Regions from separate parts of the Homo sapiens genome. Here region 2 is linked to region 1. Evidence: read pairs that join two places in POLR2A ChIA-PET (ENCODE). Cell type or tissue: K562. All regions are shown on one strand. Each heading gives the region's core, and the rest is flanking DNA. Links, peaks and the distances in the headings are about the cores only. Region 1 overlaps TRIM3 (tripartite motif containing 3). Region 2 overlaps DNHD1 (dynein heavy chain domain 1).

Region 1 (4,397 bases), core at 87-4,086:
GATCAGATAAACCTGGAAGCTAGTGAGTAGACGTGAGTTATTTTAGCAAGCAAATGAGCCTAGCTGACCTCTCGCATCCATTTTCAACAATGCCTTGGTTACCTCCATTCACAACTGTGTAACTCATGTGTACTGGGAATCCTGTGAGATTGTAGGAGGAAGTCCTGGGGAAAATTAATGCTATTTGAGAATTTGGAGAAACTGAAAAGCCTTGAAACACATCCTTTGCAGATGTCCAGGATCTAGTGGAGTCAGCACTGGCTGTCTTCATTTGTTCACAATCAGCTTCTTGCTTGACTCCCTGCATCTGGCTTCCTGTCCTCCATCCCCTGAAAACCACATGCTCTGAGGTTAATGAAAGCCTCTTTGGGGCTTAAATAATGGGACCTCTGCAGCATTTCACTCCCTTGTTCATGAAGTTCTCTTCTCCCTTGGCATTCATGACATCTGTTTCCTGATTCTCTTGCTTCTCTGGTTGTGCCTTCTCAATCTTCTTTGCAGACTCTGCTTCCTGGGCCTATCTCTTAAATATTGAGGTTCCTTGGGACTTGGTGATAGACCCTCCTTTCTCTCTTTACCCTCTCAGGGTAATGTCATCCACGCCCATGGCTTCAGGAACCATCTCTGCACCAACATCCACATTCATGTCTCCAGGCCAGACCTCTCTCTTAGGCTTCAGCGTATCTTTCCAACTGCCAACTGGACCTCTCCACTTGAATTACATCCCATAGGCACCTCAGATTCATCACATTAAACAGTGAACTCTAGCTGGGTGCTGTGGCTCATGCCTGCAACCCCCACGCTTTGGCAGGCCAAGGCAGGAGGATTAGTTGAGCCCAGGAGTTTGAGGCTACAGTGAGCTATGATCATAACACCACATTCCAGCCTGGACAACAGAGTAAGACCCTGTCTCTTAAAAAACAAAAACAAAACTGAAAAAACCTTAAAAGATAAACACCAAACTTATCACCCTCTCATCCAAACTGCTCTTCTTTGAGAGTTTCCAAAGAATCATCTGTTAATTCCTTCTTCTCCCCTAACTCTTCACATGTAAATACCCAGCCACCAAGTTCAGTTGATATCCCCCTGCAAAATTGATTTATCTTGGCCTGTCTTTGCTATTCTCCTAATCAAGGCAGTTTCTTAATTTTCCGTCCTTGCCCTTTAAACTATTTTCCACATAGCAGCCAAAAATGTACTTTTGTCACTCTATACTTAATAGCCCTCACCACTACCAAAGTTTTCCTTTGCTTTTTGGATAAATCCTTCATCCCCTAGCAGGTAAGCGTAAAGTCTAAACTCCTTAATAAGACCAACAAGGCATTGCATGATATATCTTTTGCCTACCTCTCCATCTTGTTTCTTAGCCCTCCCATCACAGTGTCTGATTCAGCCTCCTGATGCAAAAGGCACCATACTCTCTGTAACTCATCCTCAGCTTGAACGTTACTTTCTTTAGGAGTTACTAAAGTTACTTTCTTTAGGAGAAAGGTTGGCCTCCAACCTCTGGACCCACCCCTGCTCCAGATCTAGGTTAGGTAACCTTTGTACTCCTGGAGCAATTGGTGCTTCCTCATCATGGTCTTCACCACTTTACATTGCAGTAATCTATTTATTAGATTGTGGAATCCATGAAGGCTGAGCTGTGACTATTTGTCTTTGTGTCCCCAGGCCTAGCAGCAGTGTCAAGTGAATGCTGAATGAGGGAGTGAGGTGCCTTGAGAACTAAGCCATAAAGTATGGTGGGAATAACCAATACAGGGATAGCAGAAGGCAGTATGAGAAAGGAGAGTAAAGTCTGGCTCTGAGACCAAGGCCTTATAAGTGTCTGCTGTGATAAACAGTTCACTTGAACCACCACCTATAGGATCTTGGGGGCAAATCTCTAGAGCACAGTGGGATGGAAGAGCTAGGACCCCACGGGAGGAAGAGAATCTCAGATTCAGGCAGGGGTATGGCCTCAGCGGCTGCATGCCCAGTAAGTCTGGGAGGGGAACTGAAGCAGGAAGGGGAGGAGTGGGGGAGGAGCTATTGGTCCTTGGACATAGCCCAATCCCCGCCCCTGTGTGACAGTCTGGGAGAGCCCCTAGGCTTGGAGAGAGGTGGAGCCTGGCATCCAGCTACCCCAGCAGGACCCAGCAGACCACTCCCACTCTTCCTCCCAGCCTTTCCCTTCACCAGACAGAGGCTTCAGCTTGCCTCCCGCCTCCTGGTCCTTCCGCCAACCTTCAATCTGTCCTCCCTCCTGCTATGTTTTCCTGGTATTAAGTCTTCAGACTCCAGAACCCATTACAACTGTAGAGAGAACATCAGGATGCCAGTGTCTACATCAGCAGAGGATACTTTCAGGCATGCCCTTCACACTCTACCCAGGCCCACCCTTACACAAACATAAGGCACAGCAACTCAGCCCTTCTATCCCTCCCCAAATCTAGACTCGCTCCTGCATTCATTCATTCATTCATTCATTCATTCATTCACAGTCTTTAGAAAAAGGCTCATAATGCATCCAACAGCACAGACAATGGTGACCTGGTCCTATTCATTGCCTATTTTGGAGTAATCCAGCTGTTGTTCTGCCACCCTTCATGACCAAATCCCTGCCATGTATTGTCTACATCTGCTGTGTTAACTTCATCTCCCATTTACTCTTCAGTCACTCTGACGTGGCTTCTGCCCCTGCCACCCCACCACAGCCAAATCTAGTGGGCACTCTTCAGTCCGTTTCTTACTTCACCCCTTCTTTTTCTTGCACTGTTCTGTTGATTTCTTTGGTTTCACATTCTTTTGGTTTTCCTACCATTTCTCTGGGTTCTCTTTCTCAGAGTCACCTTTGCTGGCTCCCCTCTCTTGTGCCAGGCCCTTTTCTTATCACTGTCTGCCCTCTGTCCCTAGGTGGGCTCATGTCTTCTCATTGCTGAAAGTGCCATTTATATGCTAGTGATCCCAAATCAATAACCAGTCCAGACTTTTCTCTTGAGCTCCTGTATTCTGTTTCTTACTTGACAGCTCTACCTGGACATCAGAGAGACACATTGTACTTAGCATACATAGAACAGAATGCCCCAAATCAGCTCCACCTCAGCTTTCACTGTCTCTATTCATGGCCCATCACTTGCTAAAATGAGAAAGCTAAGTCATAATTGACATCCCTCTCACACCCAGTTCATCTTGATGTCCTTTGGATTTCTCTTTTATTATTTATTTTATTTTTATAGAGATGGGGTCTCATTATGTTGCCCAGACTGATCTCGAACTCCTGAGCTCAAGTGAACCTCCTTCCTCAGCCTCTCGAAGTGCTGGGATTACAGATGTGAGCCACCTTGCTCGGCCAATGAATATTTCTCAAATCAGTCCAGCTTTTTGCTTGTAGCTCAGATGATACCCTACATTATCTTACCCAAAGAACTTTGGTAGCTTCCTAACTGTTTTCTCTGATTCCACTCTGGCTTCTCTTTGTCTTCAATTCTCACAGCTTGCCAGAGTAGCTTTCTAATTTATTTTCACTTATTTATAAACCACATCATCCCCCCCTCCAACTTAGGATAAAATCACTTTTTTTTTTTGAGACAGAATCTCAACTTTGTCTCATGCCAGGCTAGAGTGCAGTGGCACGATTATGGCTCACTGCAGCCTCGACCTCCTGGGCTCAAGCAATCCTCCCACCTCAGCCTCCCAAGTAGCCTGGACTACAGGTGTGTGCCACCATGCCTAGATGATTTTTAATTTTTTTGTAGATATTGGTCTCATTATGTTGCCCAGGCTGATCTCCAATTCCTGGGCTCAAACGATCTTCCTGCTTTGGCCTCTGAAAGTGCTAGTATTACAGGTATGAGCCACTGCACCCAGCCAAAATCACATTCTTAATGGCGGTTATAAGGTCCTTCATGATCTCATCTCTACCTATCTTCCCAAACTCACCTCTTCCTTTTATTGACTTGGCTCCAACCACACAGTCCTTTCAGGTTCTCCATGAGCCTTCTGCCTAAGAACCTTTATCATGCTGTTTCTTCAGCCTAGAATGATTTCCCTTCCTGACTCCCTGTTGTTTCTCACCCTCACCCATACCATTTTTCTCCCATCCACCCAGAATTCTGCTTAAAAGTTACCTCCTTGGAGAGCCTTCCCTGATGACTCAATCAAAAGTGTTCTTTCTCACAGCATCCCTTTTTTCTTTATATCACTTCCCTGCCACTATTATTTACTTTTAAAATATCTGCCACCACCTCCCCACCACAGGGACAGTGACCCTGTCTGTTTTATCATTCCATTCCTAACACCTGTACAAAGTAGGCAGTAAATATTTATTGAATTCCTGAAATCAATTCAGTAAATATAGATCAATCTTTATGTCAGGCTCTGTGCTAAGTGCTAAGAATGAAAACATAAAATAAAAT
Region 2 (4,397 bases), core at 277-4,276, 86 kb before region 1:
GTAGTAGTAACACTGGTAACAACAAGGGTGAGATCAGGTCCATCTGGGGTTTCTTCTGCCACCAAGTCTTGAATGATCTCCTTACCTGGAGCCTATAGTTGGATGCCCTTGTGCCTTTCTCTTGCCTTATCTTGTGACTTATGCTTTCCTTCATCCCCCTGCTTACTGGTCCTATGGATGGTGTTAGACTTGGATCTCTGGAGTTTGAGACTCTGGCGACCTGAAGGCCATAAGGTTCCTCTTCCTCCTCTGTTTCACTATTGCTGTTGCTGAAGTCCTCCCACTGGGCCAACTCCCCTTCAGATTCTACTTCGGGCACCCTCTCCTCCTCCTCCTCCTCCTCACTCTCCTGATGGTCCTTGCCCAGGTGCTGGGGCCCTGGCCCACAGCAGAAGACACTTTGAGCTACTACTAGGAGCAGCTTGGCACAGTAGGAGCGTTCCCTGGGGCTGTCCAGCCGGTCGCAAAAGGTTCTCTGTGCCTCATGCAACCAAAGACGCACCACATTGCGTGTGGCCATCATAACGGTCAGACAAGTGCCTCGCAGGCCTGACACCCGGCGCAAGTGCTCCTGGTGGTTGGGATAGTCCACAAAACCTCGGGAGCCTGTTCTGTTGGGCAGCAGCTGCAGGCTGCTCAGTAGGTGGCTCACAGAGTGTAGGGAGAAGTGGTAGTGTGGGTGGAGGGGTGAAGGCATGAAGCAATTGCACACAGCCTCCCAGGCCTCTACTGAGGCCCTAACCAGACCTCGTGCCAGAGCACGCTCCCGTTCCACAGAAGGGAAACGCTCAAGCCAAGCCTGAATGATAGGCACATGTCTTTCCAGCAGGGTGGCCTGGGTCATGCTTTCCAGGGCCAGGACTGTGAAGAGTCGAAAGAGGCGTGGACACAGTGGGCGCTCACAGTATCCTGGCACTGTGACAGTGGCAAGGAAGTTGACTGTAGGCTGCAGCGTCTGCAGTTCCAAGGTGCTGTGGGCATACACAGTGCCATCCATGGCCTGGCGCAGAGTCTCCAACACTGGCTGGCAGCTCTTCTCTGGGTCTATGGGACATGAGGAATAATAATGAGGACATGTAAAAGTCCACATGAGAGTATCAACCTGTTCCCTCTATTCCTGCCACACACGGTTCTAAAGGAATTTTGTGAATCTGACGTGTTGGGACTTGGTCACATTTGAGTAAGCTATTCTCCCTCCCCCACATTCTCCCTAAAATTGAGGAATTTCTTCTCTCTTCTCCCTAGATCCTACCTCTGTGACTTATTATTCATTAACCGAAGGTTAATAATGATAATAATGAATAATCATTAACTGAAGGTTAATGAATAATAAGATTTGGAAGCTGAGAAGGATAGAAACCAGATCGATCACAATTAGCAGGAAAGCGCAATCATTTCAGTCAAAGAGAATACAGTTATATCACATGTGCACTTAAAAAAAAATCAACTTTAGGCTGGGAGGTGGTGGCTCACTCCTGTAATCAACACTTTTGGAGGCTGAGATGGAAAGATTTCTTGAGGCCAGGAGTTCAAGACCAGCCTGGGTAACATAGCAAGACCTTGTTTCTACAAAAAATGAAAAATAAAATAGCTGGGCCTGGTGATGTGTGCTGTAGACCTGTCTACTTGGGAGGCTAAGGCTGGAGGATCACTTGAGCACAAGAGCTTGAGTGAGCCCTGATCGCACCATCCAGCCTGAGTGGCAGAGTGAGACTTTGTCTCTAAAAATAATAATAATAATAAATTTTAAAAATAAATTTTATTAAGACATGATTTACATACAACAAAATGTATACATTTTAAGTGTACAGTTCAGTGAATTTTGACTAATGTACACACCTGTGTCATCACCACCCCAATGATATTTAGAACATTTTCATCACCCTAGAAAGTTCCTCATGCTCCTTTAAAGCCAATCAATCCCTCTGCCACCACCATCACAGGCATTGTTATTTGATCGGATTTCCATCACTATAGGTTAGCTTTGTCTGTTCTAGAACCTCATATAAATAGAATCATACGGTATGTACTTGATCATGTCTATCTTCTTTTACTCAGCAGGTTTTTGAGACTCATCCATGTTTTTGCGTGTTTCCTTAGTTTGTTCCATTTTATTCCTGAGTAGTATTTTTCTGAGAGCCCCCAGTTAAACTGGTGTTCTAGTACCAGAGCAGCCAACAACCCTGCCCTAACAGGAAATAAAGGGGAGCTGAGTGTGGGGGTTTACAGTGTGCCTTTCACAGGATACTTCTTTTATCTGATGGACAGCCTAATGCCTAGTTGTCTGACCTGTGACCAGAGAGTCCTTCACACAGAAAACTTATTCTGGTTCTTTAGATAGAAGGACAAATTCAATACACCACAACAATAGGAAACAAGTTCAAAGATTTTTACTTAATCCTGTGCAAGGAGGGCATAATGAGCCGGGAGATCAGTCCTCCATCCTCATGTCACCTGAGGCAGCAATGAAGAGTTAGATTGAGAGAGACAGAGAGAGAAAGAGACAGAGAGAGAGACAGAGAGAGAGGGAATGAGGGAGGAGAGGAGGGATGGAGGGAGGGACTGGCAGTATATGTAAGGGAATAGGGTGTGGGTCATTTTAAGTTTTCAGGCAAATGCCTGAATGGCCTGTTTTTAAAGGAAAGGAGGCAAAGCAGGGAGCTAGTCTGCTGGGTGGGAGAGGCGCTTCTAAACTCTTATCTCTTGCCACCACCTGGAGCCATTTGGGTGGAGATGTGGATTTACCATTATACAGAACAATGCTGCTATGAATGTTCATGTATACTAAGTTTGAGGATATGCGGTTCTCATTTTACTTGGGTGAATACCTAAGAGTGGAATTGCTGGGTCATATGTTAAGTAATATTTAATTTTGTAAGAAACTGGCATATATTTTTTATAGTGGATGTACCATTTTACATTCTCACCATCAAAGTGAGAGAGTTTCAGTTGCTCTACATCTTTGAAAACACTTATTATTGTCAGTCTTTTTAATTATCACATGGTGGTTTAAATTTGCAGTTCACTGATGCCTGATAATATCAAGCATCTTTTTGTATACTGTTGCCCACTCATACATCTTTTGTGAAGTGTAAGTCTTTTGTCCATTTAAAACATTGGGATGATGTTTGTTTTCTTATTGAGTTGTAAGAGTTTTTTATGTATTCTAGGTTCAAGTCCTTTGTCAGATACATGTATCATGCATGTTTTCTCTGTCAATAGCTTATTTTTTTCATTTTCGTAACAGTGTCTTTTGAAGGGCATAGGTTTTCAATTTTGATAAAATTTAGTTTTTGTGCCCAAGAAATCATTGCCCAACCAAGGTCACACAGATTTTTCTCCAATTTTTTTCTAAAAATTTTATAGTTTTAGCTTTAGGTCTGTGATCCACCTATAATTTATTTTTATCTAGATTTTGAGGTAGAATACATGGTTCATTTTTTTCCATGCATATATCCAGATGTTCCAGCACCATTTTTTGAAAAGGCTATCCTTTCCCCCATTGAATTATCTTGGCACATTTATTAAAAATCAACTGGCCACATATGACTATATATCAGATTTTCTGTTCTATTCCATTAGTCCATATGTATATCCTTATACCAATACCACACTCTCTTCATTACAACAACTGTATAGCAAGTTTTAACATCACTAGTGTAGGTGTCCCAACTTTGTTCTTTTTCAAAGTTGCTTGGCTGCTCTAGATCTTTTGCATTGCTATATAAGTTTCAGAATAAGACTGTCAACTTACCAAAAAAAAATCTGTTAAGATTTAGCTTGGCATTGCATTGAATCTATAGATCATTTGGGGGAGAATGAAGACCTTAATGATACTGACTCTTCTGATCCATGAACATCATATATTTCTCCATTTATTTACATTTCCTCTATCTCAGCAATATTTAGTCATTTTCAGTGTACAGATCTTGAATGCTTTTAATTAAATTTATTCCTAAGTATTTTATGCTTTTAAATGACTTTTAAGTGATATTTTAAAATTTCAATTTCCAATGTTTTGTTACTAGGATATAGAAGTACAAATGATTTCAATGGATTGATTCTGTATCCTGTGACCCTGATGAATTAACTTATTTATTGTAGTAGTTTTTTATGGGGTTTAAAAAAATATTCCTTTGGGGTCTCTATGTAGACAATCATATTACATGCCAATACAGACAGTTTTAACTTGTCTTTTCTAATTTTAAAAGCTTTTATTTCTTTTTCTTAATTGCGTCGATGTGGTCTCCAGTACAGTGTTGAATAGAAGCAGTGAGTATGTTCTTGCCTTTTAACTGATTTTAGGGGGACAGTATTCAATATTTAACCATTAAGTATGTATTTAGCTGTAAGTATAATAGATGCTTTTCATCAAATTGAGAAAGTTATCTTCTATT

The links. Peaks named below come from ENCODE experiments on the same cell type or tissue, not always from the same donor. Only the 100,000 strongest peaks of a DNase experiment are listed, where the experiment ranks them.
Region 2: POLR2A ChIA-PET joins it to region 1 with 5 read pairs; 2 of 35 experiments call an interaction of 5 or more read pairs at or near these places.

Annotation. Positions count from the first base shown.
Region 1 is chr11:6,466,938-6,471,334 of GRCh38, reverse strand. The region is part of intron 1 of TRIM3 (tripartite motif containing 3); the gene reads left to right. Among named protein-coding and RNA genes, the nearest start is that of TRIM3, 4.8 kb to the left of the region's middle. RefSeq lists an enhancer at 1,922-2,216. In K562, for the core only: no CTCF peak of the experiment used is centred there; a DNase peak (open chromatin) is centred at 2,054.
Region 2 is chr11:6,553,330-6,557,726 of GRCh38, reverse strand. DNHD1 (dynein heavy chain domain 1) reads right to left here. Exons shown (of 43, transcript NM_144666.3): 25 at 1-1,044. Among named protein-coding and RNA genes, the nearest start is that of RRP8, 48 kb to the left of the region's middle. In K562, for the core only: a CTCF peak has its summit at 2,714; DNase peaks (open chromatin) are centred at 2,196 and 2,696.